Linked DNA regions of Homo sapiens: region 2 is linked to region 1. A link is an interaction called in ENCODE POLR2A ChIA-PET data of the cell type or tissue named here. Cell type or tissue: Panc1. All regions are shown on one strand. Each heading gives the region's core, and the rest is flanking DNA. Links, peaks and the distances in the headings are about the cores only.

The links. Peaks named below come from ENCODE experiments on the same cell type or tissue, not always from the same donor. Only the 100,000 strongest peaks of a DNase experiment are listed, where the experiment ranks them.
Region 2: POLR2A ChIA-PET joins it to region 1 with 11 read pairs; 2 of 35 experiments call an interaction of 5 or more read pairs at or near these places.

The regions. Positions count from the first base shown.
Region 1 is chr7:12,252,970-12,269,715 of GRCh38, reverse strand. No RefSeq gene overlaps it. Among named protein-coding and RNA genes, the nearest start is that of TMEM106B, 50 kb to the right of the region's middle. In Panc1, for the core only: no CTCF peak of the experiment used is centred there; no DNase peak of the experiment used is centred there; H3K27ac peaks cover 97 bases.
Region 2 is chr7:12,187,738-12,204,483 of GRCh38, reverse strand. No RefSeq gene overlaps it. Among named protein-coding and RNA genes, the nearest start is that of TMEM106B, 15 kb to the left of the region's middle. In Panc1, for the core only: no CTCF peak of the experiment used is centred there; no DNase peak of the experiment used is centred there; H3K27ac peaks cover 2,506 bases.

The DNA of each region.
Region 1 (16,746 bases), core at 3,157-11,156:
CCCAAAGTCCAGAAGGGGCCTGGCGGCAGGGGCCTGGCGTGTTATCACTGCCCCAAGTGTGCACATACCTGGCTAGGTTGCAACATCACCCAGAATTGGCCTCAACTCTGCTGTCTGATCAGAGTGGGCGCTGACAGCAGGGAGAAGCTGGACAGTGGGAGCAGGCACTTCTGAGCCTGTGGTGGGATGGGGAGTCTTCCCAGGCCACCAAGAGTGCAGAGGTGCCTAGGTGTGCAGCTATGGCTTGGGCTGCCACAACTGTGCCTGGGAGGGCAGGCCTCCTGTCTGCTTCTGGCTTCCAAAAGCACAGGGGTGCCCAGGTTGCAGCCCCGGCTTAGACAGTTGCAATTGTACCTGGGGAACTTCTGCCCTGCCAGCTTGGAAGGGGCAGGGCTCCTGCTTGTCCCCGGCTCCCACTGGCTCCATGGAGCATGCAGCCCCATCCATGCCTCCTGTCTGCATTTTCCTTGCAGTGGTGGCAGGTGAGGTGCAGGTGGTGCAGTGGCCCCAGCCAACCCCTCACAAATGAACCCTATGTTCCTGAGGCCAGCCCTGCGAGTCCCTGTTGCACCTTTGCCCAGGTGCTCGCAGGCTCCCAGGACGCAGTGGGGAGTAAGATTGAGGCTGTGGCAGAGGCCCTGGGCCTGTGAGCGGGTCCTGCCTGGCTGTGCAAGGATGGGGGTGGTACAGTTGGCTGCCTTGGGGAAGTGGGACATAGGGGTCCCACTGCTGCCACCGCTGCTCCTGCAGCAACTCCTGCCACCACTGCCCATACCTCCCTGCTGAAGCCAGCATGATGGCAGCTCCATACAGCCCACCGCTGCCATCACACACATGGTGGAAAAAGCAAAGGGATAAAAAGGGCCTAGCTAGTTTCCTCAAGCCCGTTTCTAAGGGTACTAATCCATTCATCAGAGCTGACCCCACATGACTTAATTACTTCCCAAAAGGGAACAGGAACGTTCAAACCATAGCAAAGATGAAATTTGAAAGACAAGTAACACATTCCATAACAGTAGATTCAGCCTCTTGGGTAGGCAAAACTAGAATTGACCTACATGATATAGCTTGAAGGTGTCTTTCCAAAGACATTTCTTTTTACTAGTCTGTCTTAAATTCCAATTAAAAATTCAATCACACAACATATGTTTATTGATGATCTACTCCGTGTCACACATTGTTAAAAGAATAGAAAATACAACAGAGAACAAAAACAAAGACATTGCCCATTTTCCTTAAACCTTAAGAATTACCACCTGGATAAGGTTTGTCCTATATATGTCCTGCTTATGCTATTATGGACTTGATATTTTCTACTTTTAGAAATTTATGTACAAAAATTACATAAAGTTATATAATAAATCACTTCAATATGTGTTAAACAGGTAGTATTTGCTCTTAATAGAGAGTAAATGTAAATAAATTAATGCAAGGATTTCAAAACTACTTTTTTTTTTTGAGATGAGATCTTACTCTCTCCTTTACTGATTGATTGATTTATTGATTGATTGAGATGGAGTTTTGCTCTTGTTGCCCAGGCTGGAGTGCAATGGTGCCATCTCGGCTCAACGCAATCTCTGCCTCCTGAGTTCAAGCAATTCTGCTTCAGCCGCCCTGAGTAGCTGGGATTACAGGCATGCACCACCATGCCTGGCTAATTTTGTATTTTTTAAGTAGAGACAGGGTTTCTCCAGGTTGGTCAGGCTGGTCTTGAACTGCCGACCTCAGGTGATCCGCCCACCTCAGCCTCCCAAAGTGCTGGGATTACAGGTGTGAGCCACCACACCCAGCCTCTCCTTTATTAATTAATAGATGTCAGTTTATCAGGACTACAATCATGATAATTCTGAGTTTACAGAATGCTCTCTCTCTATTTAAAGGGGGAAGAGGGGAATAAGAAAGTGTTAGAGAGGTATAAAAGGACCATAAACTAGGACCTTCCCCTTCGAGTAAACAAAAAGATACTATGTGATTCATTTTGCAATAAAATTATTATCACTATGGCTTTGAGGATTTATTGTCCTATGAAATCATCTTCTTAAATACAATATATCCTGTATCAGTTACTTGTATTGTGAAAGTCACTCTAGTTTAATTGATATCATTGTAGGATAGAAAGTCTTTCCCTGAGATATTAAGAGGTTGGGTAGAGTACCATAGAGAGGAGTTACATTTCATTAAGGCCTTAAACTTCTCATAGTCTAATAAAACAGAAAATGTGGAAAGAGTTCAAAAGTGAGGAGGAAAAGGACTTACTTCACAACTTTGCCTTTGAACCTGCTAGAAAGTGCAAGATAAGGTAAACAGCAATTTCCATTTTCAAATTTACAAAACTGTTTACTTCCATAGGTAGTTAATATAGTCTCAAATTAAACTTGATTTTAGGAATTTACTTAACTGAGGTGTAACAGATAGATAGATGTACACATGCATGCATTTATGCATGTGTGTTATGAATTTATTTTCTGAGAAAATAAGTCCAACTTGAAATGGTTATTAGGGGAGAAACAAACCCTATCGCTGATGTGCTAGACAGTTTCTGTTTGCCCAACCAGAAACATTATTTATTTCCATCCTACACTGTGTTCTGGAAGACTGAACTTGTATGAATTCCATCAACAAGCTCCCTTTCCTTTGGCATCCTGTTCATTTGGACCAAAAGGTAAGCTCCAGCAGGAGAATAAACGAAGGGAGAAAAATGAGGTCTGAATGTGTTTTTTCGTTTCTGGCATCCTTTTCGTGGAAGAATGAATCTCCTGACTAAATATCTCAGTTCTTGTCAGGAATTCCTCTTAAAATAGCCCTCTCTATTTTTGTGCCACTTCTTTACTAAGGGTGGTATTAGTGCTGTAATTTATTTGTCCAAGTATAGCACTAACTCTTGTAGTTTTTCTACACCATGTCTACCTACTTGTAAATAGCCCTTGTGTTAAACACTCCTCTAATTACCTAATTTAAATGTATCATTTTTTCTTTTATCCTGCTAGGTCCCTGACTAGCTCGAACAATCTTATTAAGAACTTCATTGGTTTGGGATCAAGTATTCAGCATGTAGAATTAATCTTTCATAAGGAAACCTAGTTTTTAAAATGCCGCTTACTATAAATACCTTATACATCAGAGAAAACAGATATTCTGCACTGTCATTAAAAAACTGGATTCTAGGTGGGCATGGTGGCTCATGCCTGTAATCCCAGCACTTTGAGAGGCTGAAATGGATAAATTATGTGAGCTCAGGAGTTCAAGACCAACCTGGGCAACATGGTGAAACCCCATCTCTACCAAAACATGCAAAAATTAGCCAGGTATGGTGGCATTTGCCTATAGTGCCAGCTACTCAGGAGGCTGAGGTGGGAGGATCGCTTGAGCCTAAGAGGTGGAGGTTGCAGTGAGCCAAGATGGTACCACCACACTCCGGCCTGGCCAAAACAGAGAGACCCCATTTTCAAAAAAAAAAAAAAAAAAGAATTAAAAAAAAGAAAGAAGGAATTAAAAAAAAAAAAACTGTTCTTATTTTCAATTCCATTATATCTTACAGTCTTTTGGGAACAAAGTTATAGAATAAAACAAAAAATTGCAAAAGTAGATAAAATATTCTACTGGTTAAAATACATATTAAAATACAATTTTTCTTGTAAAAATTACTTTTAAAATTTTAGGGTTGGTTCTGGTTGTTTTGAAGTAGCTGGAAACAGATTTAAACTCGCTCATGTTGGGATACAATACAAGCTGGAAAAATATTTTAAATTTAAAAAGCAATAATTTGCAGGCACTAAGAGGCCACCATACAGAGTTATAATTCTTGAGATAAGGGAAGATGTGGTAAGTATCCACATTCACTAACTTTCTTGCTCAGGTATTTTCTGTATAACAACTGAGGAAAATAGAGCCCATTCAGATAGTGCAGTCTCAAGGCAATGAAGCCTACCAGAGAGTGCAGTTTCACTAGGTTAAAAAAAAAAAAAAAAAAAATCAAAGATCAGAGTTTAGAATTACATAGAAAACATTACTGACAGAGGTTAAAGACCTAATAAGCAGAGATACAGATGATATCCTGGATAGGAAGAAAATATTTTAACAGGTGAATCTTCCCTAAATTGGTCTATAGATTCAATATCATTTAAAAATTCTGCATTTTTTTTAGTGGAAATCAAGATTATTCTAAAATGTGTGTGAAGAGTAAAATGTATGCAGGGGAATAAGAAGAGTCCAGTAATGTTGAAGAAGAACACAGCTGTAAAACTCAACACTAACAGATACAAAGACCTATTATAAAGAGACAGTAATTAAGACTGTAATATTGGTGCAAGGAGAGTCAAATAAACCAGTGAAAAGGATACATAGTTCAAGCCCGGTGCGGTGGCTCATGCCTGTAATCCCAGCACTTAGGGAGGCTGAGTTAGGAGTTCGAGACTAGCCTGGCCAACATGGTGAAACCCCGTCTCTACTAAAAATACAAAAATTAGCCAGGAATGGTGGTGGGCACCTGTAATCTCAGCTACTTGGGAGGCTGAGGCAGGAGAATTGCTTGAACTCGGGAGGTGGAGGTTGCAGTGAGCCAAGATGGTGCCACTGTACTCCAGCCTGGGTGACAGAGTGAGACTCCGTCTCAAAAAAAAAAAAAAAACAAAAACGTGTAGGTAGTCCAAAAATAGACCAATATAATAACATCTGCACCTGATTTATTTAGTCCAAAAATAGACCAATATAATAACATGGGCACTCAATTGCAAGTCAAGGGAGACATAACCATCTTCTCAGTAATGGTGTTGGGTCATTTGTATTACGCATTTTTTTTAAGGACATGGGCCTTTATACCACATAAAACTACTTTGAAGATGGGGCAAAGACTTATATTTGAAAGCTAAAATAGTCAACATTCTCCAAGAAAACGATAAAACATATCTGTATAATAACCATTAAACTATTGACTTTTATTTACATAAGACTTTTTGTTCATTAAATTATTCAGACAATGAAAGGTGAGCACAAACTGAGAGAAAATATTTGCAGTACATATATACCCAATAATGGGTTTATAGAGAACATATAATGAAGTACTTATATTAAATTTAAAAATTCATTTAAAAGGGGGTAAAAGATTTAAACACTTTCCAAAAGAGAATAGAAAAATAGCCAATGAATATATAAAAAGATCCTCAGAATATTAGTTATCAGATAAATGCCAGTTAAAGTCACTCCTTACCCATCAGTGGGTAATGGCTAAAATGAAAATGAGCAAAAGTATTAAGAATGAGTGAGGATGTGAAATAACTAGAACTTTTACCTTATTAATTTAGAAAAATATTTGATATTCATTACTAATGCTAAACCTACTTATACACGTCAACCTACCAATTCCTGCACAGCAGTGAGAAAGAACTGATTATTGATACACACAACAACATGCATGAATCTTACAGAGTTAATGTTGAGTGAAATAAGTGAGACACAACATAGTACCTGATGTAAGACTCTATTTACAGGAGGTTCCAAAAGAAACAAGACTAATATGGTGATATGGTTTGGCTCCATGTCCCCACCAAAATCTCACTTGAATTGTAATCTCCATAAGGGTGGGGCCAGGTGGAGGTAACTGGATCATGGTGTTGGTTTCCCCCATGCTGTTTTCATGATAGTGAGTCTCACAAGATCTGATGGTTTTGTAAGCATCTGGCATTTCCCCAGCTTGCACTCACTGTCTCTCCTGCCACCCTGTGAAAGGCGCCTTCCAACATAATTGTAAGTTTCCTGAGGCACCCCTAGCCATGCGGAATTGTGAGTCAATTAAACCTCTTTTCTTTATAAATTACCCAGTCTCGGGTATTTCTTCATAGCAGCGTAAGAATGGACCAATACATGTGGTGACCAAAGTCAGAATTGTGTGGTGGGGTGGAGAGTATTGTCTGGATAAGAGCACAAGGGAATCTTCAAGGAAGGGGTCTGGAATGTCTTGTACCTTGATTTGGGAAGTGGTTACATGAGTAAGTCAACATATAAAAAATAATCGAGATATATATTTAAGATTTAAACACTTTATGTAAGTTACATTTGAATTTTTGAAAAGATACCTTTCTCATGCAAATAAAATCAATGTAGGTTTGATTTTCTCTAACATAATCCACTTTTAGTTGTGTCGCACAGACAAAATAGAAACGTATCAAAATATAATTTGCATTTCTTTAAAATTGTTAATGTAATTTTTATAACCATTTTTTCATTGTTCACATTTTTAAAAACTAAATCAGACTTCTGCCGTGTATATACAAGACCATTTATACTCTAATGTTCTAGTCAAACACTGAGAAGTGGTGTTTTGATTGGTGATCCTGATCACAGATCTAAAACACCCATAATTTTAGGGTTGAATGAAGACTTCTGATGAATATTTCCCTCAAATGAAATGTGTTATTCAGTGATCCTTTCATTGTTTAGCCAAGGAGTCCTTAAATTAAGAGCTAAGGACCATAACTATTCAGTTAACCATTTATACATAGTTTTCCCTAGGTTTGCAGAATATTGGCTTAGTCAGTCAATTCCAGGTAAGCCATTAAGCAATAATCAAATAGCAAGCAATAATTAGCAATTCTTATATAACAAACCAGGAATGTAGAGACGTGGGACTGGGGAATGTTTACATTAGTTCAACAGAAATAGTTGGAGAGCCATAGGTATTATTAAGTAGCTTTTTGGGTATTTTGTCTTAATGATGGATCCATTATTTGTGACAGACTACAGCAAAAACTCCTTAAATTAGAAATCTAGTGCCATGCTAATTAATTATGGGGCCTCGGCTGAGGCTCTGGGTCTCAACTTTCTTACACATATAAAATGAATGGTTATTTCTAAAATTCTTCCATTCTATTGCCTAAGATAAAGTTCTACAATAATTTTTTAATATACTTTAATATAGGTTTCTACATAATAGCCACTTATCTATTCATACTTCTGATTACAAATTTAATCATTTTTCCATTTTATATATAGATCAGTGCTTTGCTCACAATGGAAAAAGAAGCACTTTAATATATGTTTCTTAAAGTACGATTTCAAGAAAACTTCATAGTCTGCATAATATTCCTCCATCTCTCATTCCCCTTTTGCATGGTAGCATGAAAATAAAAATATACTCATTATAATCAGTAATTTTCTCTCACCCTTATACCAAATCTTATACCCAGGAAAGCCATGAGTGCTTCTTACATAATCAGATCCAGCCTGTCTAAATATAAAAAAGGAATAAGAAAGATAAACTGTAAAAAGTTTGTACATTTATACAAATGAATACAGCTTTATAAGAAAAAAGCTTTTAAAATATGTGTAAAGGAACAGTAACATGAATAGCATAATTTCTGAATTTTGTTTCTGCCATAAACAGTGTGGGGGCAAGGTAGCTCAGTCAGGGAAGGGGAGAAATTTCTTGGTGGCTTTGAGGTTTGTCTTTACCTCACCCAGTCCATGCCTGGAATCCTCTGTCCACTTAGTGACCTCAGGCCCTATGTCCCAGGCTTTTCTTTAAACATCTTAGAAGGAGGCCGAGGCTAGGCTGGAAGGCAAGATTCTCATTTAGAATTTTCAGACCCTTTGGTCTGCAACTGAATGTGATGGTGGAAGCTGGTCCCCTGCCTCTAGCTGTCTCCACTCCACCATCCACTTTTCTTCTGCTGCTTCTGACCATCCCAGCAGCATCCTGCATTTGAGGGGCTTCCAGTGCCCTCAGGACACCCTCACAACAAAGAACAATGGACATCTCTGTTAACGGTTGTTTCTTTTTTTTTTTAATTATACTTTAAGCTTTAGGGTACATGTGCACAACGTTCAGGTTAGTTACATATGTATACATATGCCATGTTGGTGTGCTGCACCCATTAACTCATCATTTAACATTACGTATATCTCCTAATGCTATCCCTCCCCCCTCCCCCCCCCCACCCAAAGGATTATAAATCATGCTGCTATAAAGACACAAGCACATGTATGTTTATTGCAGCACTATTCACAATAGCAAACACTTGGAACCAAGCCAAATGTCCAACAATGATAGACTGGATTAAGAAAATGTGGCACATATACACCATGGAATACTATGCAGCCATAAAAAATGATGAGTTCATGTCCTTTGTGGGGACATGGATGAAGCTGGAAACCATCATTCTCAGCAAACTCACAAGGACAAAAAACCAAACACTGCATGTTCTCACTCATAGGTGGGAATTGAACAATGAGAACACACGGCTGTTTCTTGACACCATTGTGGTTCACCCTGGACACACCCTGCCGGCAACTCAGCAGAAAGAGATACTTCAGGAAAGAGCCCCACAGAGCTGGGAAGTGGGCTTGGGGCTTTTGGAACAGCCATCCAGAGTCCCAGGTACCCATGTCATGGTCTACAAGGTGGAGCACAGGCTCTGAGTGGCCACATGTCCTTGGCCCTGTGGGGAGTATGTGGTGAAAGGCAGCTTTAGCAGCTGCTGAGGCACAGCCCCTTCTGGTCCAGGTCTGAGTTCTATTGATAACAATGCTACCGGAGGGACAAAATTTAGGGTGTTTGACACGTAAAATACAATTAACTGTGCATGAAAGTTCTGGACCTTGACCCAGAATACTGAGAATAATATTCAGTAAATGGAAAATATGATCTTGGTACTGGAGGCATGTGACTCTGCTGCTTATTGCCAATCTTGTCTGCTCCTAGGAAGAATGGGAAGCATGTGGATTTAGTATTGATGTCTTCCCACCTCCCAACATCCCCTGTCCTGTCTCAGGAAGTGAAATCTGCTCAAACCTTGGTACAGAATTGTCACACCCAGAATTACTCTCCTCATGAAGAGATGACTGATTATTTTTTCTCTCCTCTCACCCTTACAAACTCCCTTTGTCTTGAGGAAAATGATGTCAGCTAGGTAGAAGAAAAAAGGCAAGGGTGAGAAGAGCAGTCTCCTCAGTAGAATTCTTTCAGGGGATTTTCCATTTTAAAGGTTGATATTTTCTGACAAAAATGACTCTTTCATTGATGGAGATCCAGGTATTACACCAAAGTTTGTTGAAGAGATTGCTTGTGTCATTGTATCCTATGCTTAGCTACCTCAGTTGAAATTCAGGACAGTATAACAATTACAGTTGTGTGTTTTGGAAAATATGACAAACATATATAGGGTTGCGAGGATTTATTGTTAAACTAGGACATTAAAGTACTATCATAGCACAGAGATGCTATGGAGGAGAGGATAGAAAGGCAAGATGAAAGATATATAAAAATGTATGAAATTTTTATGAAGTTATAACTTAAACAGTGAAAGAATCATTAAAATTTCTTCAGTGTAAAAAATGCATCTAAAAACTTAGATGTCTCTTCCATAGGAAAAAAAAATAGCAAGTGTTTTTTCAAACTCTTTATAGACATTTATATCTTAAGTGTCTATTCCAGATTCTCATTTGCCTTCTTTACAATCGAGGAATGACTTTTTAGAGGTACAATTAATGACCCCATTCTCTTTCACTAATATAAGAGTATAATTATTTCATTGGAAAGCACTACTATATATTATATTTCTTTCATATCTTTGTTCATGTATTAGTCTCATACAGTGCCTGCCTTATAAGATATTGTAAGAAATTATCAAGATAAATTTAATGCAGAAATAACAATGGTATATAATGTCCCTACTTATTCATTTATGCTTACATAACATTGGAGGTGCTCAAAAGGTTCCACGAGTATTGAGTCATTAAAGCTTAGTACCCCTGTGAGGTATGCTTGGTTATTATCATTATAGTTTATTAGACAGATCAAGCTTCCCCTGGAGTCCTGAAAGCTCTTACAGAAAGTGTTGGCTTTTTAATATTCTGCATCTGAGAATTACAACTCAGGTTTATGAAATTAACTCATTTTTCTTAGGATTGTCTCTTTCTTTTGAGTTATATGGTTTCACCTTCTTGTAGCATAGCAGAAACAGTGCACACCCAGCTTTTAGAAAACCTGTAGTTGAAAGGCTATTTCATCTCCTTCCAGAGATACAAAGAAGAGGCAAAATATTTGAGGGATTATAAGTAACCAGTGGGTGACATGAAAATTATTGATATATTTGCTAATATTTATTGAAAAATATACAATGTGCCAAGATTGTGCTAAATCCATTCCAGAGACCAGAGGCTTTGAAAGTCTGCATATTTTGCAAGTGCACAGCTCCATAAGTGGAAGAGCTAGTCCGGAACTCTAGCCTTTTGACTTCTAGCCCGATGCCATAGCCTCCATCCCTGAATTTCCCCAAATTTGATATGCTTGCTACCAGTGAGATAGAACTTGATTTTTCTCTGTACACAAGTATACTTTACTAGTTATATATTTCACTGCATTTTAAAATAATATTATTTCCCCACTAAACTGTGGTATGATAGATATCATTCCCTAGGAGAAAGCTAAATCAGGTAGAATTTGGGTTTAGGAAGTAAGTAGAAATGACAAAAATCACAAAGGTGGAACATTAAACTTTAAAGTCTGGAAGACCTACTATGTATCATATCACAGACTGAAGTGTATGAGGTAGTATGAAGTGAGTGTGGTTTGAATAACAAGAAGAAAGAAATAGGCTTTTAGCTCTAGCTCTAGTTTCTGTTTATTTTTGAGGAGATGAAACTGTTGAAAAATGTTTTCTTGCTTTTGCTTCTGGATATGTAAAAACTATTAAGGAAAAAAAACTTTAAAATAAGCAGCTTATCCATCATGGGGCCTTTAGATTCAAACTGATTGGTTCTGAAACCATAGTACATCCACTTACTAGTTGTGTGACCTTAGGAAAGTTAATTAACCTCTCTGAACTTCAGATTCTTTATTTATGAATGGTGATGAATGGTGTGAATGGTGATGTTATTTGTGAATGAACAGACACAATGTCTACAGAGTGCTTAACTTGTATTAGAAGGCATTCAGCAAAAGGTATCTACTGTTGTCATTTCTAGCACATTATTACCTCTTCTCTTTGAAACTTGCATCTTTGAAAGTATCATCAGTTACATCAGTCACTATAACTGTTAGCCCCTGACTCACTGTCATTCTCTTCTTTATTTCAGGTTTTGATGAGAACATGAATAGTCCTTTTAAATGTGGGCGCCTCTGTTTCTTGAACTCCCCTCTTCCCCAAAGCTTGTCTTCCACCCTAATTCAACCACTCAGTCTCATGGTCACATCCTAGACCTTGACATTGTCAGTACCTGGTATCCTCCCCAACTATAATCTCATTATCTAGTCTCCTCATCACAAAAATTTCAACATCACCTTTTTCACGAATCTGTTTTTACTGACCCTTACCTTCTTGTTGTTCCGTCTCCTTCGTTACTAGTCTGCTCAAGCTGCCATAACGAAGTGTGGTGGCTTAAATAACAGAAATGTATTTTCTCATGGTCCCAGTGGCTGGGAAGTCCAAGATCAAGAGTGCCAGCCAATTCAGGTTTTGGTGACAGCTGTCTCTTGGATTGCAGGCAGCTGCCTTCTTGCTGTGTCCTCATGTGATCTTTCCTCAGTGCAAAGATCTTTTCTGGGTGCACTGATATTTTTTTTTTTTTTTTTTGTTTTTTTTTTTTTTTTGGGTAAAGAGAGGAGAGGTCTCTCTCATACTCTATTTATAAGGCCACTAATCTCATCATGAGGGACCCACTTACATGACCCCATCTAGCTCTAATTATCTCCCTTAGGCCTTACCTCTAAATTCCATTGCACTGGGGGTTAGAGCTTCAACAAATGAGTTGCGGCAGGATATATTCACTCTGTAACACTTCTCCCTCCTAACCCAGCTTAAATTTACCAATTATAACCTCTCCAGTGCACACACCCTTGACTCATATCTCTCTTCCTTCATCATTTTCACTTTCACTTCCAGCCACATTTGGCCTCATTTAAGCCCAGAGTAGTTGGAACAAAACACACAAATATTCTGATTAGTTTCACTTTCAGTTAACAGCAATGAACTCCAGTAGATGTTTAATGCTGTTACGCACTCAGTACTTTCCTGATTCACTCAACTTTCTCATTTCTCATAGAACTTTGCTACTCCATGTGTAGCCCATGGGCCAACACTATTGATATTACCTAGATATTCTGAGAAATACAGATCTCAGACCCCATCCTAGACCTACTGAATACGAACCTGAGTTTTATCAAGATACTAGGAGATTCTTCTGCATAGTGTATTTAAGTTTGGGAAGCATCCCCTTAAAAGACTCTCTTCTCACACCTCCAAATCTCCTCTATCATCACTCTTAGCCAATGGCCTTGCTTCCTATATTTCTTAAAAACTGTAGCAATACATAAGTGGCATAGTCTTCCACCACGACTTGTACTCACTTACCACCATTCCCACTCACAACTTTTGCCTTCCCACTTGGGCCTATAAATGAGCCATCCATGTTCCCATTTGAAGTGATTGCTCCTCTGGGCTCTATATCACATCCCTCCCAGTTGGTCTAGGCTCTGCGTTAGCAATATTTCCTTCTCTTCCTTGATCATACCTACGGTCATGCAACAATGCTTTTATTTTTTCTTTTAAAATACCTTCTAATCCCATTTCCTCTGTTGCTTTCTCCTTTTATTTATCACTTTTGCAACAAAATTATTTAAATGACTTGTGTAGATCCTCTTCTGCAAATCCTTTCTTCCCATTCTCTGTTAAACCTACTTCAAATGTGTTTTGGCTCCTTTCATGTCTCCTTTTTTCGTCAATAGTTATTAAAAACTGTTCTTTTCAAAGCAAGCAATGATCTTCACATTACTAGATCCAGTGGTTGGTTCTCAGTATTCATTATACTTGATACCATCAACTACATTAGAATAAGCTGATCACTTCCTCCTCTTTAACATGCTGCCAGTATCAGATATATATTGAGCACATGTGTATTTTAAAAATTATTAATCTTCTTTGAAAGAAAATTTAGGATTCTGTCAGATTCAGCTGCATATAACAGAAATGTCAAACATAATATTTGCTTAAATGTGATAGAAGTTTCTCTTTCTTAAAAAATGTCTGAAGCTAAGAAATCTAAAACCAGTAGAGAGGCTTCACTGTGTCACAAAGACTGGGAATTCTATCATGTGCTTCATCACTTTCAGTGTTGTTTCCAAGTTTATAATTACTTCATAGTCTGAAAAACCTGTTAGAGATCCCATCATTAAGTCTGGGTTCGAGGCAACAGAGAAGATGATTGACATAAGAGCAGGCCCTTTTTCTTTCATCACTACTCATGAGTCTCATATTATGCTTCCGCCTGCATATTATTGACCTAGATTTAATCATATGCCATATCTAGCCACAAGATGAGCTACTAAAGGTAATCTTTGATTGGCAATAGGCCCACCTAAAACACAGGGTTCTAAGAAAGAAAAGGAGAATAGATGTTGTGAGACAACTAGAAGTTTCCATCCAAGGAAGTCATGACATTATCTTCATGAGAAAATGTGCTATTAGAATCATAAGAGAGTCCCAAATAGATGACTAACACATAAAGAAGCCATCACACGAAGGGCAGCTGATTTGTTAGTCATATAGCTGCTTTGTTCTTTGAGATCACATAAATCCAAACACTATATTTACCTTTAAAGTGTCAGTACAATTCACCTACATTACATTGTTTGTATATAATTCACAAATGATATATTTGTTTAAATGAGCATACTTCATGTAAAGATTAACAAAGCAATATCAACTTGATTTCCATAATCGTCAATCATCTAGCCAATATATGTAAGACTCTTATTCCATAAAAATCATTTGCTACTATGGAGAATAAAACATTAAACTGTCTTCATATTAAAAATAGATATCATAATAGGAATGTTGTATTGTTATATTGCATTGAGTAAAAGAAAACTGTTTGTGGAACCTAACCTTTAAATGACTTATTAAATATCTCTATGCAAAACAAACATAGACTGCTTACATGATAAATATAGAAGTGAACATCACCAAGGCCTAAGCTGACACTAGGGTTAAGTTTTGAATTCAAAGATTGAAATTTTGATTTAAACTCAGATGAGATTTTATACCTGAAAAGATTGTTTTTAAAAATGAAAGGGCTTTTCACTTACTGATTTTTCAGTTTTAAAGAATACAACTCTTTGTCACATACGTTGCTAGTATTTTTTTCTCAGTTATTATTGCTACTTGCTGTGATTTCACTTATGATACAGGTGAAATAACATGTGCAAGCAATAGAAACAAAGTACAAAGCAAAAAGCAAGGATGGGGGTGGTAAGTATAGGCACAGCTGACTTCTGATAAGGCTGAAACTAGAGAAGTGAACATTACCAGGACTACTTTTCCCCATATAACTCATACTAAAATGAAGCCTTTCAAGCATGTGTATTTTCTCTTAAGGCATAGCACAGTCTCGTACTTAGGAACACTAGAGAGCACTTGAGCATCATGCCTAGGGGGCATTTTTTAAATTATACTTTAAGTTCTAGGATACATGTGCAGAACGTGCAGGTTTGTTACATAGGTGTATATGTGTCATGGTGGTTTGCTGCACTCATCAACCTGTCATCTACATTAGGTATTTCTACTAATGCTATCCCTCCCCTAGCCCCCCACCCCCAACAGGCCCCAGTGTGTGGTGTTCCCCTCCCTGTGTCCATGTGTTCTCATTTTTCAGCTCCCACTTATGAGTGAGAACATGTGCTGTTTGGTTTTCTGTTCCTGTGTTAGTTTGCTGAGAATGATGGTTTCCAGCCTCATCCATGTCCCTGCAAAGGACATGAACTCATTCTTTTTTATGGCTGCATAGTATTCCATGGTGTATATGTGCCACATTTTCTTTATCCAGTCTATCATTGATGGGCATTAGGGTTTGTTCCAAGTCTTTCCTATTGTGAATAGTGCTTCAGTAAACATACGTGTGCATGTATTTTTATAGTAAAATGATTTATAATCCTTTGGGTATACACCCAGTAATGGGATTGCTGGGTCAAATGGTATTTCTCTGGTTCTAGATCCTTGAGGAATCACCACACTGTCTTCCACGATGGTTGAACTAATTTACACTCCCACCAACAGTGTAAAAGCATTCCTGTTTCTCCGCATCCTCTCCAGCATCTGTTGTTTCCTGATTTTTTTAATGATCGCCATTCTAACTGGTGTGAGATGGTATCTCTTGTGGTTTTGACTTGCATTTCTCTAATGACCAGTGATGATGGGATTTTTTTCATATGTTTGTTGGCCGCATAAATGTCTTCTTTTGAGAAGTGTCTGTTCATATCCTTTGTCCCCTTTTTGATGTTTTTTTTTTCTTGCAAATTTGTTTAAGTTCGTTATAGATTCTGGATATTAGCCCTTTGTCAGATAGATAGATTGCAAAAGTTTTCTCCCATTCTGCAGGTTGCCTGTTCACTCTGATGATAGTTTATTTTGCTGTGCAGAAGCTCTTTAATTTAATTGGATCCCATTTGTCAGTTTTGGCTTTTGTTGCCATTGCTTTGAGTGTTTTAGTCATGAAGTCTTTGCCCATGCCTGTGTCCTGAATGGTATTGCCTAGGTTTTCTTCTATGGTTTTTATGGTTTTAGGTCTAACGTTTAAGTCTTTAATCCATCTTGAGTTAATTTTTGTATAAGGTGTAAGGAAGGGGTCCAGTTTCAGTTTTCTGCATATGGCTAGCCACTTTTCCCAACACCATATATTAAATAGATAATCCTTTCTCCATTGCTTGCTTTTGTCAGGTTTGTCAAAGATCAGATGGTTGTAGATGTGTGGCATTATTTCTGAGGCCTCTGTTCTGTTCCATTGGTCTATATATCTGTTTAGGTACCAGTACCATGCTGTTTTGGTTATTGTAGCTTTGTAGTACAGTTTGAAGTCAGGTAGCATGATGCCCCCAGCTTTGTTCTTTTTGCTTAGGATTGACTTGGCCATGCGGGCTCTTTTTTGGTTATTGGTGTATAGGAACACTTGTGATTTTTGCACGTTTATTTTGTATCCTGAGACTTTGCTGAAGTTGCTTATCAGCTTAAGGAGATTTTGGGCTGAGATGATGGGGTTTTCTAAATATACAATCATGTCATCTGCAAACAGAGACAATTTGTCTCCCTCTCTTCCTACTTGAGTACCCTTTATTTCTTTCTCTTGCCTGATTGCCCTGGCCAGAATTTCCAACATTATTTTGAATAGGAAGGGTGAGAGACCGCATCCTTGTCTTGTGCCAGTTTTCAAAGGGAATGCTTCCAGCATTTGGCCATTCAGTATGATATTGGCTGTGGGTTTGGCATGAATAGGTCTTGTTATTTTGAGATACGTTCCATCACTACCTAGTTTATTGAGAATTTTTAGCATGAAGGGGTGTTTATTTTATCAAAGGCCTTTTCTGCATCTATTGAGATAATCATGTGGTTTTTGTCATTGGTTCTGTTTATGTGATGGGTTATGTTTACTGATTTGCATATGTTGAACCAGCCTTGTATCCCAGGGATGAGGCTGACTTGATTGTGGTGGATAAGCTTTTTGATGTGCTGCTGGATTTGGTTTGCAGGAATTTCATTGAGGATTTTCACATCGATGTTCATCAGGGATATTGGCCCGAAATTTTCTTTTTTTGTTGTGTCTCTGCTAGGTTTTGGAATCAGGATGATGCTGACCTCATAAAATGAGTTAGGGAGGAGTCCCTATTTTTCTATTGTTTGGAATACTTTCAGAAGGAATGGTACCAACTCCTCTTTGAATCTCTAGTAGAATTCAGCTGTGAATTTGTCTAGTCCTGGGCTTTTT
Region 2 (16,746 bases), core at 4,408-12,407, 66 kb after region 1:
GGCAATATCTGGAAATAGTTTGGTTGTCACAACCCGGGAGGAAAGTTACTACACAACTTGTGGACACAGGCCAAGGAAGCTGCTAAACATCCTGTAGTACACACTATCCTATCATAACAAAGACCTACCTGGCCCCAAATGCCAATAATGTTGAGGTGGAGAAGCTCTGTTTTGTGTTAGTAAATTCATTAGCTTAGATAAAAATGAATGAATATCTTGAAAAATATAGCTTGCCCAATTGACAAAGGAATAGAAAAATCTGCACAACCCTGTTTTTATTAAGGAGATTGAACTCGTGATTGTAACTTTCTCACAAAGAAAACTCAATCTCAGATGGCTTTACCAGTGAATTATATCAAACATTAAGTGAAGAAGTATAATAAAACCAATCTTAAATAAATGAATAACTCCTTTTAAAAATAGAGGAGGGAACATTTCCTAACTTGCTCTATGAAGCAGCATAACCCTGAAATCATAACCTGATAAATATATTATCAGAAAAGAAAATGGAGGTGCAAATATGTTAATAAAATATTAGCAAATTCAGTGCATACACACAACTCACAGAAACTGAGAGTAATGAGGGTCTGTCAAAGGGACACAGGAGGCAATGGAAAGAACTCCCAATGGCCAAAACTGGTATACTTTGAGCAATAATATTGATATAAATAAAGTGGCATTGGATGATAAACCAAATTATAAAATACACATCCATGAGTTCTTACTGATATGAATAAATGACTGAGGAAATGAGTGGGGGGAAATAGACAAATCTCCTATGTAGGAGAATTCCAAATATATATATATATACATATTTTTATATATATATATATGTATATATATATATATATTTATATACTTTTTTTTGAGTCAAGATCTCATTCTGTCACCCAGGCTGTAGTTCAGTGGCAAGATCACGGCTCACTGCAACCTTGACCTCCTGGGCTCATGTAATCCTCTCACCTCAGCCTCTGGAGTAGCTAGGACCACAGGTGTGTGTCACCACACCTGGCTAATTTTTAAAAAAATTATTTTTGTATGTGTGGAGGTGAGGTCTCACTGTGTTGCACAGGCCAGTCTCAAACTTCTGGTCTCAAGTGATCCTCCCACCTTAGCCTCCCAAATTGCTGGAATTACAGGCATGAGCCACGGCACCTGGCCCCAAATAATTTATGTAAATATAACACCTTCAAGGAGGCAGAACATAACTCCCTACTTCCTAAGTGCGGGCTGCATATGGTGATTTCCTTCCAAAGAACACAGTATAGAAAGGGGGGAAATGGTAAACACAGTTTAGAAATTGACCCATACTACCTCAGCCAGATAATCAAGGTTGACAACAGGGATAAGTCATGTTTATATTATGTACCGTAGATATAGTGTGATGAGAATGACACTTTTTTTTTCCTGAGTCTTCCTCCCCAAGACTGGTTAGGATTCTCCCCAAGATTTCTGAGTCTTCCTCCCTAAGATTGGTTAGGATTCTCCAGAGAAATAGACCAATAGAATGTGTGTGTCTGTGTGTGTGTGTGTGTGTGTGTGTCTGTGTCTGTGTCTGTGTATGAGAGATAGAGAGAGAGGTTTATATTAAGAAATTGGCTCACATGATTATGGAGGCTTGGTGAGTCCAAAATCTGAAGGGGGAGGCTGGTAGGCTGGAGATTCAGGAAAGAGTAGCAGTTCCAGTACAAAGGCAGTCAGGATGGAAACTCAGAGCCAATGTTACAGTTGAAGTCCAAAAACCATGTGTTAGCAGAATTCCCTGTTGCTGTGGGGTGCAGACTTCTGTTCTATTCAGACCTTCTACTGATTGCATGAAGCCCACCCACATTATTGGAGGGCAATCTGCTTTACTCAAAGTCCACTGATTTAAATATAAGCTTCATCCAAGCAACACCACACAGAAACATCCAGAATAATGTTTGATTATACGTTTGGGCACCATGACTCACCCAAGTTGACATATAAAATTAACCATCACACCCAATCTAGTCATGAGGAAAACATTAGACAAATCCCAAGTGAGGGACATTTTACAAAATACCAAATTATTTTACAAAATAACCAGAACTCTTCAAAACTGTGAGGGTCGTCAAAAAGAGTGGAAGAGTGGAAGTCTGAGAAACTGTCACAGTTTCATGGCTAAGAAGACATGACAATTAAATGTAATAATACTTCTTGGATGGAATCCCGAAACAGGAAGAGTATATTAAGTACAGACTAAGGGAACCAGAATAAAGTATGGCCAATGTATCGTTATTGGTTCATTAATTGTAACAAATGTACCTTGCTAATGTAAGCTGTTATAGGGAAACTGGGCATGGGGTACATGGAAATTTCATTGATAAACGTGTGGAATAATTTAAAATACTCAGGTATTGCTAGTGGGATGTAAAAATCAATTCTTTAGAGAACTGGTAATTTCTTTCTTTCTTTCTTTTTTTTTTTCTTTTTTTGAGATGGAGTTTTGCTCTTATCACCCAGGCTGGAATGCAGTGGCGTGATCTTGGTTCACTGCAATCTCCGCCTCCTGGGTTCAAGCAATTCTCCTGCCTCAGGCTCCTGAGTAGTACCATGCCCGGCTAATTTTTTTGTATTTTTTAGTAGAGACGGGGTTTCACCATGTTGGCCAGGCTGGTCTCGAACTCCTGATCTCAGGTGATCCACCCGTCTCAGCCTCCCAAAGTGCTGGGATTATAGGCATGAGCCACCGCACCTGGCTGAGAACTGGCAGGTTCTTATAAACACATGCATTCTAGACCCAGAGATCTACAAGGACATCAAACATGTCCACAAAAAGATTTGTACATGAGTACTCATAGCAGCCTTATACTTAGCCATAACTTGGAGAAAAAAAAGACACCAAATATCCATCAACGGGATAAGCAAGGTGACATACATTTGCACATTCGTAATTTATATAATGGAATGCTATTCATCAATAAAAAGGAGCTACTGGTATAAGCAACATGGACAAATCTCAAGAACTTTTTTTGTGCAAACAAATCTAGATGCCAAAGAATTCATATAATGTGATTCTATTTATACAAATTCCCAGAAAAGGCAAAATAAATACTTGGTTATAGAAAGCAGAAAGTGGTTTCCTCAGGTAGAGGTAGAAATTGACAGGAAAATGAGCATAAGGGAAATTTCTGGGATTGTATAAGTATTCTTCATTTTGTTTTGGGTGACAGTTATAGGGTTGTGGGCAATTGCTCAAACTCATTGAATTGATCAATTAAAATACATAGTTTATTATATGTAAGTTACACTTCAATAAACTATTAAAAATTTGTTCTTAGATAAAGTATTAGAATCTATTTTTTTCTCTTTATCTTACATTGTCTTTCAGCATGGAGGTTCTGATTTGTCTTGGCTTTTCATTTATGAGGCTCAAAACTCTTTACTTTCTTTTCCTCAAACAATAAAGTTACAAATCCAATTCATTAGTTCAGGGCCCTATTTGATGTTGGTATCCTATAATTCCCATTAATATTCAGACTTGGGTTCTAAATTTTAATCGTGTACAAGATTTGCCTTTGGTTGGCCTATGTTGCCTAGGTTTTTTACTTTCTTTTCTGATCTCTGTTGCCCAAACAGTTTTCCTGGAATTTGTGCCTATTGCCTCTTCTGACCTTGAGTACCTGGGTAAATTTTAAAGCCCCTTTTTGTGTCTTTGTGTCTTTCTCATTCATTGCAGTATCTTCACAATATCGTTTCATAAAATAGAGAAATGATATGTTGGCTTTGAAATACATGTTAATATTACTATAATTTGAAATAAATCACTTTTATGAAAAATAAAATAAAGGGGTGAATAATTAATGGAACTTGACTCTTTGACTCTATATTTGGGTAGCTGTATTTTCTCCTGTATACCTGGCTTGATCTGATCATAAATAATTTTGATATCACTTTTAAATAGAATACATGTAGTAAATATCATGAAAATGTTGTTATCTGTCTTAAATTCTCTTTCATGTTTACTATTAGTCATTTTCTGATTTATTTTAAGAATAATTGGACAAAGAGACTCAGAAGACAGAAAATGGGCATGTGTGATATCCAAAATTTTGAAACAGATAGTAGACACAGACTGATTCCTAGGAACCAACAGACAAAGTTGCAGTAGCTTTAAAGAGCTGATATCAGATGATAATAGCAGCTATGACATACTTGAAAGAAGGAATTTGAGAATGCTGTTAGACACTAGAAAAAAAAAATGAGAATTGTGTCCTGCAGACTTGGTGGATTAATTCCACACAAGTGTACCCTTTTGTTTAGCTGGTCACATCTGTTGTAGGTTTTACCCCTTCACTGCCTGACCCTAGGCATATGGGCCAGAGTTTTGCCGAAATGGCCATTTAAGTGGGTACTGATGTCTTCTGCAAGAGAATCCAACTGTAAACACTTTGCCAGGATTCTGTAATCCTTGTTCTTCTTCCGACTTTCCTGGCTTGTTCTTCCTGCCATTTTGGTTCATTTCTGCTCTACCTTTTGCTCGGAATGTGCTCATCGTGCAGATTGGTGTTTTGTGTATTTTTACTGGCTAATCATTTTCCCATAGCTAATGTTAAGTATATAGTATATCATCAGTGTCTTACTTTTATTATCCTCATTATTAAGAATTAATGATCTACGTGGAAGTACATTTTTCCCCACTCGTTTATAGATTTATTTGAACTTTTTCCTTAATATAATCATTCCTATTGCATTTGCAAACCTATTTTTATTGAAATGTTTTGAAAAGCTCATAGAATCCTTGGCAGTAGTATTTTGAGTCACAAATACAAAAGTAAGTAACATTAGGGGACATTTGAACAGACTTTGGCACCAGCTAGGTAAACCTATCAAAAGACACTCTCTGCTGCTTGAATCTACTAACTGATGACTAATGGAAAATTACAGAGCCTCCCTTCTAACCTTGACATTCCTATAAGGCTTTAGTTTCACAAGAGATCAGGCATGCATATGTAATAAGTAGAGCACCCAAACAAAAATAAGCCTTGTTAAAAACAATAGCCTGTGAGAAGTATCTGCTTATTTTGTCTTCCTACTCCTGGCACCAGAATTTGGCTAGAATAATAACACAGGGGTCATCATTGCAAATATGCCTGGGAAGATTATTTTATTAGGAATCTATAAAGAATTATGTTTATGTTTAGTCATTATGGAATGAAAACTATAAATTTTACTTTGCAATCAACTGAACATAATTATGTGTAACAGTGGGTTTGCAGATTCCCTTTTTACTAAGAAATTGCAGTAAAACTTGTTCTAGTATATGTAGGGATGTTGCCTTCTTTTTGACCAATTCTGGGTTTATTTCTTGTGATTTCCAAATGCATTAGCTATTCTGTTGTGTCTCTCAATGTTTGTGTCCTATATTGGTTTTAAAAATTTTCGTAATTCTTAGTCTACGTGGTTTTTTGTAATTCTTCAGTTTGTTTTAAGCATTGTCTTTATTGGATATATTTCTAAAAAGGTTGATGTCTTTCTTATATTCCTTATAAAATATTTAGTTCCAGTTTTATAGCTCCAGGTGTAGCTATTTTTTTTTTGAGAGAGTGTATTGTACCTATCTCTTTTTCTTTTATGGATTCTCTGGTATTCTCTGGGTAACTGCCATTTGATCTACTCAAATTAAGGCAATAAGAAGAGTACAGAGTTTTACTAATTTTGGGAAAAAGAATCCAAGTTGAAAAGAGCATAAATGCATTCATCATCTTACTTTTTGCATAAGACCACAAAATTGCCCCTGGAGTATTGATTATAAACTAACTTATGCTGATATTAAACTAATAATTCTGAACATAGTATTAAGATTATTGAACCAAAACATTGTTAATCACAGTATCTGAAAGAAAGTTGTTTAAAATAGTAAAAATAAACAACCAAAAATTATTGAAGTGTTTCTTCTTAAGCATTAAGGCCTAGGTGCCAACAGATGAAATGATGTGTAATAATTGTTATAATCTTTGTTTTCATATTATATTATTTTTGCAGTAAAGACAATTTTTTTCTTCTTGGTAAAAATTATTCCAAATTTCCACTCATGTGTTTTTCATATTGGAACCTCACATAGAAACTAGATGAGAAATTACAATACTTTCAACTACTTCCCCAATTAATATTTTCTTACATAATAATTAGTAAATATAGATCTTGTTTTGAGAAAATGCCTCAGGAAAGAATTTTGATCCCTATGGTGGTTGTAGATCTTTGAAATTGTTAACGTGATATGTAAATAGCCTAGGCATCTCTCAGGTGTGGCAAATGGGCTGAGCAGGTGTTCTTTCAAAGAGAAAATGTAGCCCTGTAGGAATGCTTCTCTGTCTGATTTCCAAAGTAAAACATTTGAATTCAAAGTTTCTTCGTGTATTTTTAAGTTACATGGGTGTTTTTTTATTACAACGTTCCATCCACCTTTTATACATTTTTCAAAAATTGAACTCACAAGATACTAAGTACAAAAAGCAGAGGAGGCTGGTGGGAGAAGGGCATGAGCAGGGGAGTTCCAGGATGCAGTAAGCTGTGATCACACCATTGCACTCACTAGGCAACAGTATAAGACCCTGTTTCCAAAAAAAAAGCAAAAGAGCTAAAATTCATGTTTATCAGGATGTTTGGAAGTCCTAAAATTCATGTTTATCAGAAAGTTTGAAAAGTAAGTTTATCCGAGATCACAATGCCTGAAATACCATAGGTAAACAATAAATAGTTGTTGAATAAATGCATCTTAAACAGACTAAAATATTTTACTGTCATTTGAACCATGTATATTTTCTCCAGCTAAATGGTGCTAAAGCCTGAAATAGGGAAAATTAATGAACTCCACTCATCCTGTAGTCATTATTTCATCTTTCATTGTTACTAATTATCTCTATTTGTGTTTGCTCACTTGGCTACTGCCTCCTCACCAACATCAATTCTTTGTTCCTTTCCACACACACACACACACACATATTTATTGCATGGAATTCTCATAAGCATATGAACTTCTCTGTAAAGCTCATGAATCATACTCTAGAAAGGAAGGAAGACTTACTTAAAGAATATCTTGCTAATCAAAGCCACTCAGGAGAGCACTCATTAAACTGGACCACAGGGTTTGACAATAGTGATGGGTAACACCTCTACTCTAGAGGCAGAAAAAAGGAGCACTATTATCTTCTTCTCATTAGGAGTGCCCAGTAACTCGTAAACATTTTTCCTCCTCCATTTCTTGCACTTCCTAGTGGAAAAGAGAACGTTTTCTACAGTTTGCTGTTTCAAGAACATTGATTTTAAGATTAAAAATTCACGTGATTGTGATTTAACTTGGTTAAATCTTGGTTTTCTACTGCTCTTCTCATCCATGTACTTCCACCTCACCAGTCTCTTCTCTCTAAAGCCTCTTAGCTTCTTGTTTTGCTATAGCTCACTGACTATAAATCAGCATGCTTATATAGATTGAACTTAAGGGTTCTCTTAAAATATTTTAGTTTACATTAACAAATTACAAATTTATGGTAGCAAAAACCCACCACCGTTGTGGTACAGTAGAAATGCCTGAAAATGGCCTCCTTGTAATGACTTACCTTAGATATTTGCAAATGCTGTAATCAGTAGTAATGATGGCATAGCAAAATAGTATTTGATTAATCACATTAACATCAAAATAAAATTTTGTGTAAATAAATTTTGGGTAAGTAAAAATTAGACATAGTAAATGCTAAATAATTTTATTAGGAAAAAGTAGTGGTATAATCATGAAATATTAATAGTAATATCATGACATATGTGTTTTAACTTTGAGGAGAGAAATGAGATGCCTGAATAACGGCCAAGCATCAGTCTTTTAATAGGACATTGCATGCTTGAAACAGATATACTCTCCATTTGTCACACAATGTAGCTATTGTAATGTGAACAGTGTAGCAGTCATTGATGATAGTTATGTAACATTCTGCAGAGAAATTTTAACAGGATCAAAATTCTACAGAGCAGCACTATCTATATTGTTTTACTGTTTTATCTGAGCTTTCCGCATGGATTCACTCTACCTATCAAATTTGGTTTCTTAATAATTTCCAAAATGGAAAAGAATGTTTTGTTTTACTATATCTGCTCTATGATACACATATGATGCTTTTATTATATCAAGTTAGTAAGATGCGTTGCAGTTTAGTGACTTTTTTTTTTTTTTTTTGAGGCCACAGGACAGCAATCGAATAAGTAGGTTTAATTCCTGGAATCAGCACTGGTAAATTTGCTGAAAAGACCTACTAAAATTATTTTATCAATTATAGAATTGTACATGATATAATGGAGACCATAATAGACTTTAGATTTAGAGAATGTTGTGACTTAATTAACAAGCAATATGGTTAAATGTCATTTTCAAATAAACAGTACTATCAATCCAGTGTAAGAAACACATGTACTTATAGCTCTTGATATAAGGATCATTTACCTTAATTCAGTGTGCTCACTCCTGTCTCTCACACACCTACATACACATGCACATTACACATAGAAATCCAAGACACACAGTCTGAAGATTTAAGGGTATATTTTTGAGATATGCAAAAGATATGCAAAACTAAATGAAGTGTAAAGGAACCAAAATCTCATTAGTATACTGCTCTTATCAACTAGTTAATTCATCATCTATACTCTAAATACTTTCCTGCATTATTCAAAGGCATAAAATATTAGATTTCAAAGTCAGAATGATTTTTTTTTTTTTTTGAGGTGTAGTCTCACTCTGTCGCTCAGGCAGGAGTGCAGTGGTACGACCTTGGCTCACTGCTACCTCCGCCTCCTGGGTTCAAGTGATTCTCCTGCCTCAGCCTCCCAAGTAGCTGGGACTACAGGTGCCCACCACCATGACTGGCTAATTTTTGTATTTTTGGTAGAGATGGAGTTTCACCATATTGACCAGGCTGATCTCCAGCTCCAAAGTCAGAATATTTTTATGTTCTAGATATTATTCATATTGTAATACGGTTATTAAATGGTCTATTTAAAAAATATGTTGGTCAATAAATTATAATTGTAAGTAAATCATAAAACTTGGATTAAGGTACCATGTTTATATGAAATGTCACACAGAAAAAGAATTGCTTTCTAAGTTGTCACAGAACACATTAGTTTATGGGTGTTGTTACTGTAAGTTTACTTCAGAATATTTTGAAGTTTCTTACAATGACATGTTTACACATTGGTACAGAATATTCTGAAGTTTCTTACAATAATTTGCTTACACATGGGTACATACCTTGGTTATTACTATTATTAATTAGGGGATTTTTAAAAGAATCTATTTTTACCTCTTAGATACAGAAGAGTTTAAAAACAAAAACAAACACAAAAAGAATGGTTATATTCATGCTTATGCCTTCTCATATAAAGAAGAAACAGTATGACTGGAAAGCACAAGGCTGAAAATTCAGATGAGTCTGAATCCAAATTTGTGGATGTATGAATATTTGTACGCGTATGTGTATGCAGGTAATCCGTTTTCCCCTTTATAAGGTTGATGCCGCACTTTAAGGATTGCATGCCGATTAGGGGGATGTTATGATAAATTTTTAGTCTCTAACATAAATATACTATTTTACTTACACTAAGTGGCTAACATAGAAATATATTATGATGTGTGACTTTAGATTTAAACAAGATAAAATACAAAGATGATATCTTATGCTATCAATCAAAGCTATCATTGAGCAAAGGATGATGAGTGATCTATGAGCTTCTCCTCATCAGTCTGGAATGACTCTAGGAGGCCAGTTTGTTTTAATGTCTTTGAAATGACCTTATTTTAGCATATTTTTAAATATAAATATTTTAGCATATTTTATTTAACATGAATATTTTAGCATAATTTACTGAATATGAATATTCATGTTGAATTAAGTAGTATTTATTATCTAATCCTTTATTTTTCTCTTTTATTCATTTTTTAATTCTCAGTTGAAACTTAATTTTTATCATGTTAATGAAAATTTGTCTTATAAATAGTAATTCAGTATGACTTACTAATGACCACACAAATCAGATCAGTATTGGATCTAATACTGGATCAGTATACTGAAGCAATGCATCATAGAAACCTGGTCAGGAATGTCAATGTCAAAGCATTCCTAGAAGAAAGGATAGTTTATAGATTGCTTCTTTCTGAAAAGATAAATAAGAATCCAGAGACATAGTTTATAAATTTTATCTGTGTGTAATGGTGAGTAAAGCAGTTTTTTCTGTTTTTTTTTTTTTTTTTACCATGTTTGTGTAATCTTCTTTCAGACTTTTTGTTTATGAAAAAAAGACTTATAACCAGAAATATATAATAACCAACAGTTTGAAGTATTCCTAAGACTATTTTTCAACTTTGTTTTTAAAATTACAAAATAAAATAAAATTTAAATTAAAAAATATGGAAGTAGCTAATTAAATTAGTATTAAGGGAGGATACAGAACTGTAAATGCACGGAATAGGCTAAGACTGCAAGAAAATGTTCCAAAATATGAGGGCAGTATGTTGACTTGTCTCTTCTACTTTTTCTTTATATATGTTGGAACATTGTCTTTATAATGAATTCAACACAGTGAGCACTCTAGGAATATAAAAGTTAAGCCTTGAAAACTACTATAATGCAATAATACTGACAATACCTTATAAATTGATCATTACAGAATTTGGAAATTTCACAATAAATGTTATGTGGTTCTAAATAATGAATTACATTGTAGGCTATAACTCTAGTAATATCCTATTTATCTTGTACATTATTGTAACTTTGAAATCGAATGCACTTCCTTATCTTCTAAGCCATACTGCCTGAAATACAAGGATTATTATTTTAGATAGCTAGAAGTCCTGGTATATTTAATGTTCTAGATGCTGGATGGAAATATTCAAATACAAGAGTCATTGATGACCTCAGGATGTCTTTCAGAGAAAGAAATTTAAGATGGAATTTTAATAAAGTATTTTTCCACTTTCTGTTTTTGATTGTCTCAAGGTGTCAACAGCAGCAACTAAAATGTGATAGTACTGGACTAAACAAGAAGGCACTGAATCATTCTCTCAACCATAATTACCGGCTAATTCTGCCCTCTAGAGAAATGCTTCAAATTTAGTTTTAAATTAAAAAAAAAAGTTGTCAATGGTGTTTAAATTTTAAAAATGTCTTTAACCTTTGTCTTAGTCCATTTGTGTTGCTATAAAGAATACCTGAGGCTGGGTATATAAAGAAAAAAAAGGTTTATTTTGCTCATAATTCCACTGGCTGAAAGATTGGGCATCTGATGAAAGCTTCAGGCTGCTTCCACTCATGGCAGAAGACTAAGGGGAGCCAGATGTGCAGAAATTCTCTCTTCATATGGTGAGAGAGAAAGCAAGAGAGAAGGGAGCAAGGTGCCAGGTTATTTTTAATGACCAGTTCTCACCGCAGTTCACTTCCATCCCTGCGACTTGCCTCAGGGAGGGCACTAATCTATTCATGAGGGATCCACCTCTGTGGCTTCAAAGCCTCCCATTAAGCCCCATCTCCAACAGTGGACATCAAATTTCACCATGAGATTTGAGAGAACAAACATCCAAACTATAGCACTCTGTTCTTGGGCTCCTAGAAATAATGTCCTCCTCACATTGCAAGATATAATAATTCCTTTTCAATCCCCCAAAGTCTTAACTTGTTCTAGCAAAAGTCCAAAGTCCAAAGTTTCATCTGAGACAAGTCTCTTCCAGCTATGTTCACGTAAAATAAAAAAAAAAGTTATTTACTTCCAAGATACCAAGGTTGTACAGGCATTGGGTAAAAGATTCCTATTCCAAAAAGCATAAATCAGCCCAGAGAAAAGGGTAACAGGCCTCACACAAGTCTAAAACCCAGGAAGGATGACATTAAATTTTAAAGCTCCAAAATAATCCTTAACTTCATGTCCTGCATTCTGTGGACTAGTTCAAGGACTGGGTTTCAAGACCTCAGGCAGCAGTGCCCCAATAGCTTTGCCGGGTGTACTCCATGTGGCTGCTTTCATGAGTGGGAAGAAACATCAATGGCTTTTTCAGGCTGAAGGAGTGATATGGTTTGGCAATGTCCCCAAGCAAATCTCACCTTGAATTCCTATGTGTTGTGGGAGGGACCCAGTGAGAGGTAATTGAATCATGGGGACAGATGTCTTTCCCATACTCTTCTCATGATAGTGAGTAAGTCTCACAAGATCTGATGGTTTTATAAAGGAGAGTTTCCCTGCACGAACCCTCTTTTCTTGTCTGCCACTATGTGAGACATGCCTTTCAAATTCCACCATGATTGTGGGGCCTCCCCAGCCACATGGATCTGTAAATCCATTAAACCTCTTTCTTTTGTAAATTGCCCAGTCTTTGTATGTCTTTATCAGCAGTATGAAAATGGACTTATACAGTAAATTGGTACCAATAGAGTGAGGCACTGCTGAAAAGATACCTGAAAATGTGGAAGTGACTTTGGAAATGGGTAACAAGAAGGGGTTGGAACAGTTTGGAGGGCTCAGAAGAAGACAGGAAAATGTGGGAAAGTTTGGAACTCCAGAGAGACTTGTTGAATGGCTTTGACCAAAATGCTGATAATGATATGGACAATGAAATCCAGGCTGAGGTGGTCTCAGATGGAGCAGAGGAACTTGTTGGGAACTGGAGCAAAGGTGACTCTTGTTATGTTTTAGCAAAGAGACTGGTGGCATTTTTCCCCTGTCCTAGAGATTTATGGAACTTTGAACTTGAGAGAGATGATTTAGGGTATCTGGTAGAAGAAATTTCTAAGCTGCAAAGCATTCAAGAGGTGACTTGGGTGCTGTTAAAGACATTCAGTTTTAAAAGGGAAACAGAATATAAAAGTTTGGAAAATTTGCAGCCTGACAATGTGATAGAAAATAAAATCCCATTTTCTGAGGAAAAATTCAAGCCTGCTGAAGAAATTTGCATAAGTAACAAGGAGCCGAATGTTAATCACTAAAACAATGGGGAAAATGTCTTCAGGGCATGTCAGAGATCTTTGCAGCAGTCCCTCTCATCACAGGCCCAGAGATTTAGGAGGAAAAAAAATGGTTTTTTGGGCCAGACCCAGGATCCTTGTGCTGTGTGCAGCCTAGGGGCTTAGTAGCATGTCCCAGCCACTCCAGCCATGACCAAAAGGAACCAAGGTACAGCTTGGGCCGTTGTTTCAGAGGGTGCAAGCCCCAAGCCTTGGCAGCTTCCACATGGTGTTCAGCCTGTGGGTGCACAGAAGTCAAGAATTTAGATTTGGGAACCTCTGCCTAGGTTTCAGAGGATGTATGGAAACACTTGGATGCCCAGGCAGAAGTTTGCTGCAGGGGCAGGGCCCCCATGGAGAACCTCTGCTGTGGCTGTGCAGAAGGGAAATGTGGGATCAGAGCCCCAACAAAGAGTCCCTACTGGGGCACTGCCTAGTGGAGCTGTGAGAAGAGGGCCACTGTCCTCCAGACCTCAGAATCGTAGATCCACCAACAGCTTGCACTGTGCACCTGGAAAAGCCAGAAGCTCAATGACAGCTCATGAAAGCAGGCAAGTGATGTGGCTATACCCTGCAAAGCCACGGCCACGGGAGCCCACTTTTTGCATCAGCATGACCTGGATGTGAGACACAGAATCAAAGGAGATCATTTTGGAGATTTAAGATTTGACTGCCCTGCTGGATTTTGGACTTGCATGGGGCCTATAGCCCCTTTCTTTTGGCCAATTTCTCCCATTTGAAATAGCTGTATTTACCCAATGCCTGTATCCCCAGTGTATCTAGGAAGTAACTAACTTGCTTTTGATTTTACAGGCTCATAGGTGGAAGGCACTTGCCTTGTCTTGGATGAGACTTTGGACTGTGGACTTTTGAGTTAATGCTGAAATGAGCTAAGAATTTGGGGGACTGTTGGGAAGGCATGATTGGTTTTGAAATGTGAGGACATGAGATTTGTAAGGGGCTATGGAAGAATGATATGGTTTGGCTGTGTCCCCACCCAAATCTCATCTTAAATTTCCACGTGCTGTGGGAGGGACCTGGTGAGGTAATTGAATCATAGGGGCAGCTCTTTCCTGTGCTGGTGATAGTAAATAAGTCTCATGAGATCTGATGGTTTTATAAAGGGTAGTTTCCCTGCACAAGATCGCTTCTCTTGTCTGCTGCCATGTGAGACATGCCTTTCACCTTCTGCCAGGATTGTGAGGCCTCCCCAGCCACACGGAACTAAATAAGCTCTCTTTTGTAAATTGCCCAGTCTCTGGTCTGTCTTTATCAGCAGTGTGAAAATGGAGTAATACAAGGTGCATGCTACCAATGGCTCTATAATTCTGTAGTCTGAGAGTAGTGCCTTTGTTTTTACAGCTGTACTAGGCACTGCCCAAGTACAGGCTCTCTCAGTGGCTCTACCTCATGACAGACTTCTGCCCGGGCACCCAGGCTTTCCAATATATCCTCTGAGATCTAGGTGGAATTTGCCAAGCCTCCATGGCACTTGCATTCTGAGTACCTACAGACTTAGCACCACATGAATGCCACCAAGGTTTATGGCTTGCAACTTCCAGAGCAGCAGCCCAGGTAGTACCTAGGGCTCTTTGAACCATGGTGAGAGTTAGGGTGGTCAAAACCTAAGGAGTAGCATCCCAAGGTGGTGCAGTGTAGCCGTGACCCAGGCCTGTCCCCTGAAACCATCCTGTTATTTTAGGTCTCTGAGCCAGTGATGGGAGGGATGGACTCAAAGATTTTGAAATGCCTTTGGGGTCTTTTTCCCATTGTTCTATTAACATTTGATTCCCTTTTATCTGTACTAATCTCTCTAGTAAGTGGTTGTTCTGCAACAGCCTGGGATTCCTATCCTAAGAATGCTCTTTTCTTCTCCATCAAATGACCAACCTGCAAAATTTTATGCTCTGCTTCCCTTTTAGTTATAAATTCCAACTTTAAGTCATTTGTTTGCTTCCATATCTGATTGTAAGCTCTTAAAAGTAGGCATGCCAATTCTTGAGTGCTTTGCAGCTTAGAGATTTCTTCCGCTAGATACCCTATGTCATTGCTCTTAAATTTGGCCTTCCCAAAAGACCTGGAGCATGGAAACAATGCAGCCAAGTTCTTTGCTATGGCCTCATCAGCCTGGGCTACACTGTCCATATTTCTATTAGCATTTTGGTCACAACCATTTAACCAGTCTCTAAGAACTTCCAACTTTTCCTCATCTTCCTGTCTTCTTCTGAGCCCTCCAAACTCATCCAACCTATGTCCATTACCCAGTTTCAAAGCTCCCTTCAAATATTCAGATATCTTTAACAACCCCCCAACTCCTAGATATCGATTTTTGGTTTAGTTCATTTAGCATTGCTATAAAGGAATATCCAAGACTGGGTAAATTGTAAAGAAAAAAGGGTTTATTTGGCTGATAGTTTTGCAGGCTGGACAAGAAGCATGGCACCAGCATCTGTTCCTGGTGAGAGTCTCAGGCTTCTTCTACTCATGGTGGAAGGCAAAGTGGAGCTGTCATGTGTGGAGATCACGTGGCAAGAGAGGAAGCAAGAAACCGAGGAGGAGGGACTAGGCTCTTTTAACAACCAGCTTTTGCTGGAACTAATAGAACAAGAACTCACTGATTATCACAAGGACAGCACCATGCCATTCATGAGGGAGGAATCTGCCTCATGAGCCAGATTCTCCCAATTAGACTCCACCTCCAATGTTGGTGATCAGATTTCAACATGAGGTTTGGGGGGAGATCCAAACTATAGCAACCTTACACTGAAGATTTTGAATATTTAAAGTTCTGTACTGTTAGTGTCTTTCCCTAGACAATATTTCTCAAATCATCTGATTACATTTCATTTGGTTTAAACATTTTGTAAATTTTATAAGTTAACAAACTGAATATGAGATTAGTGGTGTTTTCATCATTTTTTTCTCTCAGTTCAGTATCAATATCCTAAATCACCATAGATAATTGACCTTTATGACCTCCAAAATGTATCAATTTTACAGTTAGTTCAGAATTAAAATTAATTATAGACATTAACATTCTTAACAAATTTATGCCAGATTGCTCCCTAGGTTTTTGGCTACAGCAGTATCAGGTGTCAGTTGTCACAAGTTATTCATTAGTATCACAATATGGTTGTTAAGTCATGAGATGGTAACAAGGCCCTGCCATTGTCAAATTTCAAAGAAAAATAAAGGATCTCTTCTTTTACAAATTCATTGTTAATCTCTATAAATTATAACCAGAATTATGCATGAATCATACTTAACTATTCAGTGTAGAGTGAAATGTCTTAATTTATTAATCTCTCATCCATTAGCTCACTGATTATAATATTAAGTTAAAGTGTAATTTTACATGTCACACGTACATTGGTTATTTCAACCTCATAATGCTATATGTAAGTTTTTCAAAGTGAAAGAGCCATTTGGATGTTAATACTTTCTGTGATTTTCCTAATTTTTTTTCAAATAATTTGCTTACAACACAAGTAAAGAGGCTTGTCTATCTTTAAAAAAGCCAGCATTCTTCTTTACATTTTCTTTTTATTTATTTCGTATTTAAGCCCCTTAGTGTTTTTGATGATACATGTAGGCTGAACCATATAAAGCTACAATTTCTGCAGTATCTTACATTTGGCTCAAATTAATATAAAAGAAATTATAGTGGAAAATGGATAAATGTTTATGATAAAGTATTTGAATTTGAACATCCAGTGCATAATTCTATATGTCAATTTTTTTTGGA